2 separate regions of the Homo sapiens genome follow, and region 2 is linked to region 1. Evidence: chromatin contacts called from ENCODE Hi-C or POLR2A ChIA-PET data. All regions are on one chromosome and are shown on one strand. The core of a region is the stretch at or near the end of the contact, and the rest is flanking DNA. Distances in the headings are between cores, read along the strand shown. Region 1 holds the start of LINC02988 (long intergenic non-protein coding RNA 2988). Region 2 overlaps OTUD7B (OTU deubiquitinase 7B).

What was found. A loop is a pair of places that touch in the nucleus more often than their neighbours do. ChIA-PET counts read pairs that join two places held with the same protein, here RNA polymerase II (POLR2A). Pooled maps may share reads with other maps.
Region 2: a loop to region 1 is called in a pooled map, with 4 times the contacts of the local background. The contact joins the enhancer-like site here to the promoter of LINC02988 in region 1. A Hi-C loop is called at or near these places in 1 of 37 single-sample maps with no recorded cell type and 8 of 50 pooled maps. POLR2A ChIA-PET finds 5 or more read pairs at or near these places in 11 of 52 experiments (AG04450, CD4-positive, alpha-beta T cell, CD8-positive, alpha-beta memory T cell and 7 more).

The regions. Positions count from the first base shown.
Region 1 is chr1:150,157,630-150,163,422 of GRCh38, reverse strand. LINC02988 (long intergenic non-protein coding RNA 2988) reads right to left here and starts at 2,695. Exons shown (of 4, transcript NR_135098.1): 1 at 2,613-2,695. It overlaps PLEKHO1 (pleckstrin homology domain containing O1), which reads right to left. Exons shown (of 6, transcript NM_016274.6): 6 at 3,358-4,604. The coding sequence ends at 3,900. RefSeq lists enhancers at 88-277, 2,626-2,935, 4,066-4,567 and silencers at 1,288-1,357, 1,946-2,015, 3,716-3,765.
Region 2 is chr1:149,992,147-149,998,180 of GRCh38, reverse strand. The region is part of intron 1 of OTUD7B (OTU deubiquitinase 7B); the gene reads left to right. Among named protein-coding and RNA genes, the nearest start is that of OTUD7B, 16 kb to the left of the region's middle. Within about 2 kb of position 2,145, at least 6 of the 41 ENCODE cell types and tissues checked have a DNase peak (open chromatin) inside an H3K27ac peak, as active enhancers do; they include GM12878, where a contact is called at or near this core.

The DNA.
Region 1 (5,793 bases), core at 1,446-3,945:
GCATGAGTATGAGTGTGTGTGTGTGTTCGCTCCTGCATTTACTCGGGTTTCTTTCCAACCTCTCCATATATGGCGTGGCTCTAGAGCAGGCTGGGGATTGGCTGCTCCTGTTGGGAGACAGGGAGGTAGTAAGAAAGCAGAAAGAGAAAGGAACCCAGCGTAGAGAAGGGAGTGACGAAGTGGGGGGTGGGGGCAGTAGCTGAGCTTGAGGGTTGCAGAAGTGGGCTGGGACTGCTTGCCTGTGAGGTTTAGATAGAAGAGAGATTCTTAGAGACTCATTTCCTGGGAGAATGAGGCAAATTTATTACTGGCAGAGGGGTTGGGAGAGCGGCTGGGGAAGGAGGCGAGAGCTGTTTCCCCAGGGACAGAGCTCTAGGCTCAGAACCGCATAGTATGTGAGGACCAGGGCAGGAGTTAGAGAAATTTGCACCTTTCTTTTCTCCCTGGTAAACCTATGCTGTGGAGATAGAAGGAAATCAACTCATCAGCGTTCCAGGCCAACACCCCAGACATTCTTCCTAATGGAGGGAGCCGGGACTGCAGTTCCTTTATCCCTCCTCAGGCCCCTGGCTAACAACCTGATGGGGAAGGACAGGAAAAGTTGAGGAAAGTGTCACTGAAATGAGAATTAAGATTTCGTTCTTTACCTGCCTCTACCCCTCACCCCCTCTCAACTCTGTGTCCTGGGTTCCACCCCTTACCCCGTCTCCCCATCCTAGGGCCTCCGGAGGGCACTTCCCTTTGCTTCATCTGTGTAAGAAAAGAAGGGAGCAGAGCGGTTGGGAGTGGAAAGGGAGGGAGAATAAGTGCACCCTGAAAGTGTCTGGGGGCAGCTGTGTGCTGAGAAAGTTGCCCCACACAGCTACTGAGCCAGCCCATTTGCCACGCATCACAGTTACCGGGGGCACGGAAGGGAAATATTGCAGGCAGAGGGGCTAAAATGATGAAGTGAGGGAGGAGAAGCACTGGGAGGAAGGGAAATGAACGTAAGCACCTTCCCATCCTCCTGTCACAGTGCCCAGGTTCAATACAAATGCTTCAACAGAACTCATGCCAGCAGCCTACCACAAGGGTGCACCTTAAGCGATTTTTCTAGTGGGAAGCCTGGTTCCATGCTAAGCTCTAAAGTTCTTGAAGACCAGGGACCATGCTTTCATCCCTTCTGGCTCTCTCCTCTGAAGAGAGAGGTCCAGCACAGCCTGTGGCCTGGATCTAGCTAAGTGACAGTGACCCCACCCCGGTGGCCTCATTCACACAGTGCTCCTTCCAACTGAGCTAGCGGCTCACTGCCCAGAGTCAAACCAGTAACAGTAGCTGCAGTGGTCACTTTCTGACTGACAGGCATTTTCCATATTGTCCTCACCCATCCAATAGCTCTGCAGCTTGCAGATGAAAAAAACTGATACTCGGAAAGCATGTGCCTTGCCCAGAGCCTCATAATCAAGAAGTAACAGAGTTAGAATTTGAATCCAGATCCATCTGGTTTCAAAGCTGGGCTCATTTCACCACCCTAGGGCCTGGATGTTCCAGTAACTGCTGGAGAACTGGAAGCTGTTGGTTTTAGAGCCTGAAGCCCAGGAGCACAGTGCCCAGCTCCTCTCTTACTGTTGTGAGGTCCCCGATCTTTCTTTTCTGCTTCTTTCACCTGTCATTCTCCTCTCTAGTGTCTCCCTCCATCTTCTGGCTCCCCTGGGAGCCACAGATAATTGACATGTTGGGATACACATGTCATTTGTGCTTTTGTCTTTTTTCATTATGTGGGAGCAACAAGGAAGAAAAAAAGAAAAGGAAAAATGCTGGTAAAATACAAAGATAGAGACTTGTAAAAAGAAAGCATAATTCTACCTTAGACTTCAATACTTGTGACAATGGATGGCTCTGCTGACCATGCTTAGGGCTGTGGAGAGTGCAGCTATTTGAAGGACAGGAAGTCTGGAAGCCTGGGTTCTCACCTCATACCCCAAGAGACCATAGAATGACATGAAGGTGGCACTCTTGCACACTTTCCCTCACTCAACTGGGATACACATTCTTCAAGGAAGAGGCTAGGTAACTACAGTCTAGAGCTGGGGACAATCTCCATGACAGAGTGGCAAGGGACTAGAGAGAGCAAGAATTCCTCTGCCCTAGGGATGGTTTAACAGCAGTGATAAGGTCCAGAGAAGAGCTGTGAAGGAAAGAGATGATTTCTGGAAAGGGGACAGAGGCCCCCATTTTGCTTACATGGGTTGTAGGAGTGACGTTAGAGCAGAAGAATGCGGACTGAAGAATCTGTTTCTCCCACAGGTTTTTCCCCCGCTTCCTCCTATCCCATCTTCCTATAACATCGGGGCAGCGTCATGGCCAGGTCTACATGTAACTTGGCCCCGTTTCCTCCCCCTCCTCCCCTTACCTCTAGTGAAGCCCCGCTGCTCTTGGAGGATCAAGCAGCTAGCAAGGCACACTTCAATGTGGCTTTTAACCCCTCATTTACTTGATTCATGAGACTCTGTCCCCTTCTTTCCCAAAATCAAATTATTCCCTTCATAGCTCTTCTGGGGACCTCACCGTTACTAAACCTCATCTCACACACTTCCAAGGAAAGAGTGAACAGTGAGTTGTGTGGGACCTACCACAGACAAGAATGTTGGGAAGCCTGGCAACTTCAGAGGTGGCTGGGAGGGTGGTGGCGTGGGCATCCAGATGCTTTTCTAAAGTGGGGACTTGCTTAGTGATGGAAGAGGTTTGAGGAAGGAGAGGGGGAGGCTACAGGAAACCTCAGCATGGCTGAAAGAGGAACTTGGACAGATGTTTGGTTTTCCCCTTCATCCTACCCAGCTTGCATCACACACCAGTTTCATTCTTAGTTCAGTTCTTCTGTGGGGTCTGTCTCTAGTTCCCCTGTGCTAGGGCCCTGAATCAAATAATGAAACTAGTCTCATCCACTCAAGGTTGGATTTTTTTTTTTTTTTTGAGACGGAGTTTCGCTCTTGTTGCCCAGGCTGGAGTGCAATGGCACAATCTTGGCTTGCTGCAACCTCTGCCTCCCAGGTTCAAGTGATTCTCCTGCCTCAGCCTCCCGCATAGCTGGGATTACAGGCGCCCACCACCATGCCTGGCTAATTTTTTGTATTTTCGGTAGAGACTGGGTTTCATCATGTCGGTCAGGCTGGTCTCAAACTTCTGACCTCAGGTGATCCACCCGCCTTGGCCTCCCAAAGTGCTGGGATTACAGGCGTGAGCCACTGCGCCCGACAAGGGTGGATCTTTGAGTCAAGGTTGGGAAGGGTGTGGAAGATGAAGGGAAGAAACACCTCATGTAAGAAAATCCAGGCAGCTCGATCTCAATGAGAGACTGCTAGGAATGAGAAGCCAGTGTCTGGCTGGGGAGATTTTAATTCCACAAATCCTCCTCAGGGCTGGGATAAATTTCACTTCCATGTGCACGGACAGGTGACACTGGCCTCCACATCCCTACAACTAGAGTTGGGCAGCTGAAACTTCACCCTCAAACTGAAGGCCTGGGGTGGGACATAACAGAAAACATCCTCATCCCCCTCCCGCTCTAAGCTTAGAAGCCCACTGTATCCTTGGGAGCAGCAGTGGACTCCCTGTGCCGTCTTGGGGGCGGGCGGTGTGTGGAGTGGTCAGACTGTGTCTTTACCGTGCCTTCTCTCTCTCTGGCTGGGTAAAAACTTCCTGCTACTGCTGCGGGGTCACTTCCTCAAACCTGAGGGGCATACGAGGGGCATATGGAAAGTAGGTGGGGCAATAAGGGTTGTAGTGGGGTCAGGCATCAGCAAGAGCAATGAGTTCATTTTTGTTTTCTTTTTTTGATTGAGGTAAATAAAAAAGCTTTATCCAGCAACACGGAGATAAGAGTCTGTCCAACCCGACAAGTTCCAGACCCCACCCTGCCCTCACATCAGGCTCTTCCGGTACTGACTGTGCGGGGTGGTCTGTCTGAGGTGGGAGTCCGGGGTCTGCAGGTCCATCTGTCTGTACAGGTCTCTCAGCTCCCTGACCTCCTGCAGCACCCTCTTTGCCTGGCTCCAATTCGATGATGCCTCTCCCAGCAGCCGTTCCGTCTCCAGCAGCAGCTGCTCTGACTCAGAATCCGGCGGAGACCGAGGGGGGTCCTTGGCCTTTCGCTTCCCATCTCCCAGTCCCTGAACCTCTGCCAGAAGCTCCTGAGTCTCCTCCAGTTTCCTTGCTACCAGGTCCTGGATCCGGGACAGCTGCCCCGGGTTGGGGAGGGCAGGGGTTGGGGGTTCCTCAGCCCGCAGCTGGAGGGTGCGGGCAGAGGCAGCATCCCGCTGAGATAGGATCTCCTCCAGGGAGGCGCAGCGGCCTTTCTCTGTGGGCGTCAACTTCTTGGGTGCCTGGGGGGTGTAGGTGGCCCCTTTGTCTGTTTTTTCCCAAGGTCGGGAGAGACTGCTTGCCCGGTCTGCGGAGGGCTGGATGCGGTCTGAGTCCGCTCTCCGCCGGCTCCCTGCCAGCTGGGCCACAGACTTGTCCAGGTCAACCCGAAAGCTCTCAGCACAAGAGGTTGGTTCCTCAGGGGAAGGGTCTTCCTCTTGGATCAAGTCCAAGGTCAGCATCCCATCCGAGGTAGAGGTGGAAGCCTGTGGAGGAAGGGGGGAATGAGTGGGGAACCTGTCATCAGGAGGGATTTTCGGAATGACTGCCTAAAAGATGCAAGCTGTGGTCATTTTCCTCTACAAGCCTTCCTTGAATGAGAAGTACTTTTTTTTAGAGACAGAGTCTTGCTCTGTCACCCAGGCTGGAGTGCAGTGGCACGATTTGAGCTCACTGCAAGCTCCGCCTCCCGGGTTCACGCCATTCTCCTGCCTCAGCCTCCCGAGTAGCTGGGATTACATGCGTGCACCACCACGCCCAGCTCTTTTTTTTTGTATTTTTAGCAGAGGCAGGGTTTCACCATGTTGGCCATGGCTGGTCTCAAACTCCTGACCTCAAGTGATACACCGTCTCAGCCTCCCAAAGTACTGGGATTACAGGTGTGAGCCCCCCTGCCTGGCAAAGCCCTCTGCTCTTGACTGAACCCTCCTACTGAATGTGCTGTTTCTTATTCCTTTGATAGTGACTTGAATGTTTCTTCTTCTGTGATTTAGTTTGTTACTTGTTTCCTGTATTCTCCACTCTACCATAAGCTTCCTGAGGGGCGCCCTCTTCCTTGGTATTGTGGACTCTCAGCAATTAAACTGCATCTGATGCACACAGGATGCTCCCCATGGCACGACTGTCCTCCTCCATCTGCATCCTCTGAGTCCCACACTTCAGCCCCCTTGCCTTATAATAAAATTTGTTCTCTTATTTCCAGAATACTAAAAATGATGAGTATTCAATACCAAATATGTTGTTTTAGTCATTCCTCACAGCAGCCCTTCAAGGCAGGCATGATTACTGCCTCATTTTACAGTTGGAGACATGCAACTTCAGGGAACCACACAGGTAGCTGATTACAGTGAGGTTCCAACTCAGGTTCTAACTCCAAAGCCTGTGTTCTCTGCATTATACCTGCCTGCCTCTCTCTCTGAAGACTTAAGAGCTCAGAGGCATGAAAGAAACTAGCACGTTGTATGTTTCAGGAGTTCATTGTGATCCTTTCTCCTCCAAACACCCGCGGTACTACATGTTGTTACCCATCAAGACAGCCACCATACAGTAGCTAATTTTTCATTTTCCTGTGGGTATAACTCATTTTCTCCGAAAGAGGGTAACATTACTGGGAGCTGGGACTTTTGAACTCCTAATGGGCGCTGAATAAAACCTTTTGATTTAGATCTGGCAGAG
Region 2 (6,034 bases), core at 896-3,395, 160 kb after region 1:
AGAGATTTGAGTAATTTGAAGAGAGATAAGGGGAATTTGGTAACTGATTATCGTGAAAAAGGTTAGGTAAGAATGATCACACATTTTCAGTCTGGGTAATAGCAATAAGGAGAGCTGGGTTTGGTGGGTTTCTGATGCCTCTCCGAAGTGGGGTACCTTGGTAGACAGCTTTGAAAGGTACTGAGTCTGGCTCAGCATTCTCAGTGGATACTGAATTCAGGGTTTAAGTAACTGGTTTATGTTTGCATGCCTAGTAAGTAGTAGGACTTGGTGTGTATCGTCCGTTCTTTTGATTGTTGTTTAGTGCTCTTTCTACTAGATCACATTGCTTGAGAAGAGATGGGTCAAGTGGTTAAAAACAGAACAATGCCTGGAAAACAAAATGGGAAGTTGAAGACCACATTATGGTGAGGTTTAACCACAAGCTGTTTCAGTTCCGTATGGGTTTTCCTTATATTTAGACACAAAATGTGTGTACTTAGTCTATCAGGCTCTTAATGCAATAGTGGCCTGGGTTTCTTAGAGCTATCTTCTGAGATTCAATTCGTCATATTCAAGGGGAAAGATTTCTTTAGATTTTGGATTTAAGTGCATAGTCTCTCTGACTCCCAATTTGAAGATACAATTAGTGTCCCCCCACTCTCCCTGCAAGAAGGTAGGCTTGCTTGAGTTGAAAGCTGTGGGTGAAGTAGCCTCAAAGGCCCATTAGTCTTTTTTTTAGTAAAAGGAAGAGAGCTTTAGACCCAAATCTTTGAGACTTATTTACCCTGTCAGCAGTTAAAAACAATTTACTGACATAGATCTTATTACCTGAAAGGGAGAGTAAATACTATAAATCAATTGAGTATTTTTGCTAATAGGAGATTTTTTACAGCGTTGAATAGCCTTAGATCTTTTGTATTTGCTTTTAAAATACATAGTCAGGCATATTTAAGATGTGACTCGTTCCTACCCCTTTTCTTGTTTTCTTCTTTTGCCAGACTTTTATCTATGTGATAACAGATACTTGAGGATTGAAAATACAATTTTCTGAATCAGCTAACACTTGTTATGCACCTACCGTAAGGGACTGGCACTGTTATTTAATTTCGTCTGCCAAGACTAAATATTCTCGGATTTTTTGACTAGGAACTCAGCTGCTTCCTGGAACTCAGCTCCTTGCTGTCACAGTTTTAAGCATTTTTAAATGTTTTCTGCTAGGTAATGCTCACAAGAAATCCTTGTGCCTGTTATTAAGCTTCTAACTCCAGAATAAGCACCAGTCATCCTAGGTATGGCCCATGATGATAGTAATAAACATCTTCTAATGCTTGGCTTCTTCCATGCTTATCCTATCTTATTCGTGGCCACAGCTCGTCTGTCATAACTTCTGACCTGGCTGGAGAATAAAGGGAAGAAAACTTTACTCTTTAGTAGCAAGATCCTAGCCTGAGTTATACTAAACATTTTATATAACACCTCATTTATACTCATAGCAATGCCATAAAATAGATACTGTTATGCAACCTTACAGATTAATTCATTCAAAGTATGTATTAGTGTGATTTAGGCACTGTTTAAGGTCCTGAGGATGCTATAGTGAATGTCAGATGAAGTATCTGCTAAGCAATAGAGACGTTAAATAATTTACCCAAGGTCACAAATCAAGAAAGTAACAGGTAGGATTTAGATATAGCTCTAACGGATTCCAAAAGGAATGTCTGCAACCATTGTTACATTATGCCACTGTTTACATATATTGGATGTTCTCTGTGAATATATAAAGGCATAAAAATAGGTGGAACCCCAGTTTTTTTTGTTGTTGTTGTTAAAAATGGTCTTGATGAATCCAAGAAAGAAATGTGTCTTGGTGCTGAAAAGCATACTTGCACAATAATGCTTTTCCTCTCTTCCCCTTGCCTCTCCCTTCTCCCTCTCCACTCACTTGTACCTGGGTATAAACTGGACAGTGTGACCTGCTTTGGCATTTGAATGAGTTTGTGCTTTGAGAACTAGGAGAATGTTGTTTGCTTGTTTCTTTTTGGCTTCCTGAAAGTTCGTGCCTGCTTGCAGGTTCTTTCTTGTAGCACAATGGTGAGTAATGTGTTGTTAACATTGTAATGTGGTCATGCGAGTTGGAATTTTTTTTGTTTTCCCTCAGTTCTCTCTGATGAGTATGCAGGTAGGGACTCTTGAGTCAAACTTGCCTGCTCAATTCATTCAAATAGAAAAAGCTTTCTGTATTCAGAGGACTAGAAAAGAGTTTTGAGGTTGGAAACAATACCAAGATCCAATGTCTTTTGCCCAGCTGAAATTCAGTTTTGTTAGCATTCTAGGTTTATTCTTTAGCTTGTGCTATCTAAGAGAGGACTTGTTTTAGATTACGGCCACTATTACCGTGTGCCATACCTGGGATGTGTGGTCTTTACTCTGGAGTTAGCATCTTCAGAACAGGTGCAAGGATTTATTTTGAGCATTATCTCGTAGAAAGCATAAAAAAAATGCTGAAGACTTAGAGCGAGTAGCTGAGTTCCAGTAGGAATTGAGTTCCAGTTAAGTTCTAAGGATTAATTAGGTGGGATCAAGGTTGCCAGTGTTTTTTTTTGTTTTGTTTTGTTTTTTTGAGGTGGAGGTTTGCTTTGTCACCCAGGCTGGAGTGCAGTGGCACGATCTTGGCTCACTGCAACCCCTGCCTCCCAGGTTCAAGCGATTCCCCTGGCTCAGCCTTCCTAGTAGTTGGGATTACAGGCACGCACTACCATGCCTGGCTAATTTTTGTATTTTTAGTAGAGACAGGGTTTCCCCATGTTGGCCAGGCTAGTCTCTAACTCCTGACCTCAAGTGATCCACCTGCTCAGCCTTCCAAAGTGCTGGGATTACAGGCATGAGCCACTGCGCCCGGCCAAGGTTGCCAGTATTAGAACTGTCTGGTATTGGAAAGCTAATCAATTTAGTATTGGGGATCCAGGAGTATCTGGGCATAGTTGATGAGGTTAGCGAGATGATTTATGTGGATGTATCTAACCCACAAGTAATGCATGGTACTTGGATTAGGTGCACAATAAACGTTAAATCTTCAAAAGGTCCTTGAATGCTAAATGTTGTCAGTTTGTCTTTCTAGAGCAGCTTCTTTATTGTTAGTATTCCTTCTGTAGAAGAATATTTATTAAGTATTTAACTGTGGGTAAAGCATTTGGGAAAAAGATTGAGGTAAACAAAGATTTATAGTGTCAAATTCTTGCTGAGACTGTAATCTTAACATTTATACACTGAATCAATTAGACCTAGCATTTAAGGGGATAATTTACAGGGAAATTTTTTCTGTGATGTTTGCATTGCTAGAGTCAGTCCAATGCTTTTTTGATAGAAATAACTTCTTGAATTGAAAATGCTTGCTCTTCAATTCCAGTTAAATTGGGTTTGATTAGCCAGGCATGGTGGCATTCGCCGGTAGTCCTAGCTACTCAGGAGGCTAAGGCAAGAGGACTGCCTGAGCCCAGGAGTTTGAGGTTACAGTGAGCTATGATCGTGCCACTGCGCTCCAGCCTGGTTAATAGAGCAAGACTCTTGTCTCTTAAAAAAACAAAAAATTGGGTTTTTTTTTTTTTTTTTTTTTTGAGATGGAGTCTTGCTCTGTCACCAGGCTGGAGTGCAGTGGTGTGATCTCAGCTCACTGCAACCTGACCTCCGCCTCCCAGGTTCAAGCGATTCTCCTGCCTCAGCCTCCCAAGTAGCTGGGTTTACAGGCGCATGCCACCACACCTACCTAATTTTTGTATTTTTAGTAGAGACGGGGTTTCAACATGTTGGCCAGGATGGTCTCGATCTCTTGACCTCGTGATCCGCCCACCTCAGCCTCCCAAAGTGCTGGGATTATAGGCGTGAGCCACTGCGCCCGGCTGGGTTTTGTTTTTGATGTTTGAGATAATTGCCTATGATATTTCCTTTTATCCCCTCTTCATTTTTTTCAGTGAATGAGGTAATAATACATTTGAAAGTATTTTATGAACTGCAAAGTTAGCACTTGTTATCACCACCACCACTACCAATAATAGTGTTAAAAATAATAATGGGATAGGACTCACTCTTAGAAGGGTTGGTTTCTTGGATTAATTTCAAGAAGGCTCAGAACACAATGGATGTTTACCAGATGGCTTGTGTACTAATTGATACCTTTTGTAGTTTTTGTGGAAAGGAGAAGGAAAAACAGAAACCTTCACTGAAAACTTGGCCTATGTAATTGTGGTCATTGTGAAGCATTGCCCATACTACTTGTACCCACTCAGTATGGGGCAAGAAAGTTTAAACAGGATTTACATGTTTGACCCTAGAGGCTTAGAGTACATTCTATTGGAAGCATCTGTCTGCACAGGAAGCAACTCATCCCAGTTTTGGTAAGATCAACCACATTCCTATAATACAGATATTATATAATAGATATTTTAAAATGTATCGATGTAGATCAGTATCTGCTTGTTTTCCCAGATTAGTAAGATTAAGGAAACAGTGCCTTTGACCAAAATATTTGGTTAGATATTATCATAAAAAAACCTTTACAGTCAATTTCTGATGATTGACATTCTTGGAGAGGAACACATGACTTTAATAATCCAAAGGAGTAAATTGTTTAATAAATTTGTTTAGTAAATTGAAAAAGCCTCTCACCTTTTAAAATTTCCTCTTCATCTTTTTCTGTCTCTGGTCTGGCACTTAATAAACCTTTTGTTAAGAAAGTTGGCTGATATCTATCTTGGGGTTTTCTCTGGAACCAGTCCATTAGATGAACTTTTAGAAAGCAGAGATAACGACTTATTGGCTGATGCATCCCCTTCACTTAGCAGCCTGCCTGGCATTAAGAATGCTTTTTGAATGATTGAGTCAGGATGTTAAGGTTTTCATCAGGAGAGAATTGCAGTGACCTGGGCACTACTGTACTGATGGTGGGCCTTCCTCAGGGGAAGAGGAAATATTGCCTCCCTACAAATAAACTTGAATAAATGTGAATGTGAGGGAAGTTATTGCTTTGATGCTTTCAGGCTGTATACTTTCTTTTTTTTGAGACAGTCTCTGTTGCCCAGGCTGGAGTACAGTGGTGCGATCTCAGCTCATTGCAGCCTCCACCTCCCTAGTTCAAGCGATGCTCCTGCCTCAGCCTCCCTTGTAGCTGGAATTATAGGCACGTGCCACCATGCCTGGCCAATTTTTGTATTTTTAGTAGAGATGGGGTTTCCCCATGTTGGCCAGACTGGTCTTGAACCCCTGACCTCAGGTGATCCACCCATCTTAGCCTCCCAGAGTGTTGGGATTACAGGCGTGAGCCACCATGCCCGGCCAACACTTTTGGCTAAGGAGAAGTAATACAGTATGTTAAAAGTTGGTGGTTTATTTCTCTCTTGGTTTTATGTTTTGTCCTGTTCAAAATTTAGCTATAGGCCAGCCCGGTGGCTCACGCCAGCAATCCCAGCACTTTGGGAGACTGAGGCGGGTGGATCACTTGAGGCCAGGAGTTTGAGACCAGCCTGGCCAACATGGCCAAACCCCGTCTTTATGATACAAAAATTAGCCAGGTGTGGTGGTGCACACCTATAATCCCAGCTACTTAGGAGGCTGAGACATGAGAATCACTTGAACCCGGGAGGCCGAGCTTGCAGTGAGCCGAGATTGCACTACTGCACTCCAGCCTGGGTGACAGAGTGAGACTCTGTACTAAAAAAAAAAAAAAAAAAAAAAAAAACACATGCACACAAAACAATTTAGATATAGCTGTGATTTCTGGATGGTGTATGATAAGTAGCTTCAAACTATCAGTAGAAGAGAAAAATTATCCTGATGTCACACATAATCTTGTCCTACCCTCTTGCTACAAAATAGTTATAACATTAGAAGAATACTTACAAATTCAGTTATACCTTTAGTAGTGATGAGCAAAACATAAATGATTATTTGGTTTTGGCATGACTTCATGATTTTCTTATTTTGAGACGGAGTCTTGCTGTGTCGCCAGGCTGGAGTGCAGTGGCGCCATGTCAGCTCAGTGCAACCTCCGCCTCCCGGG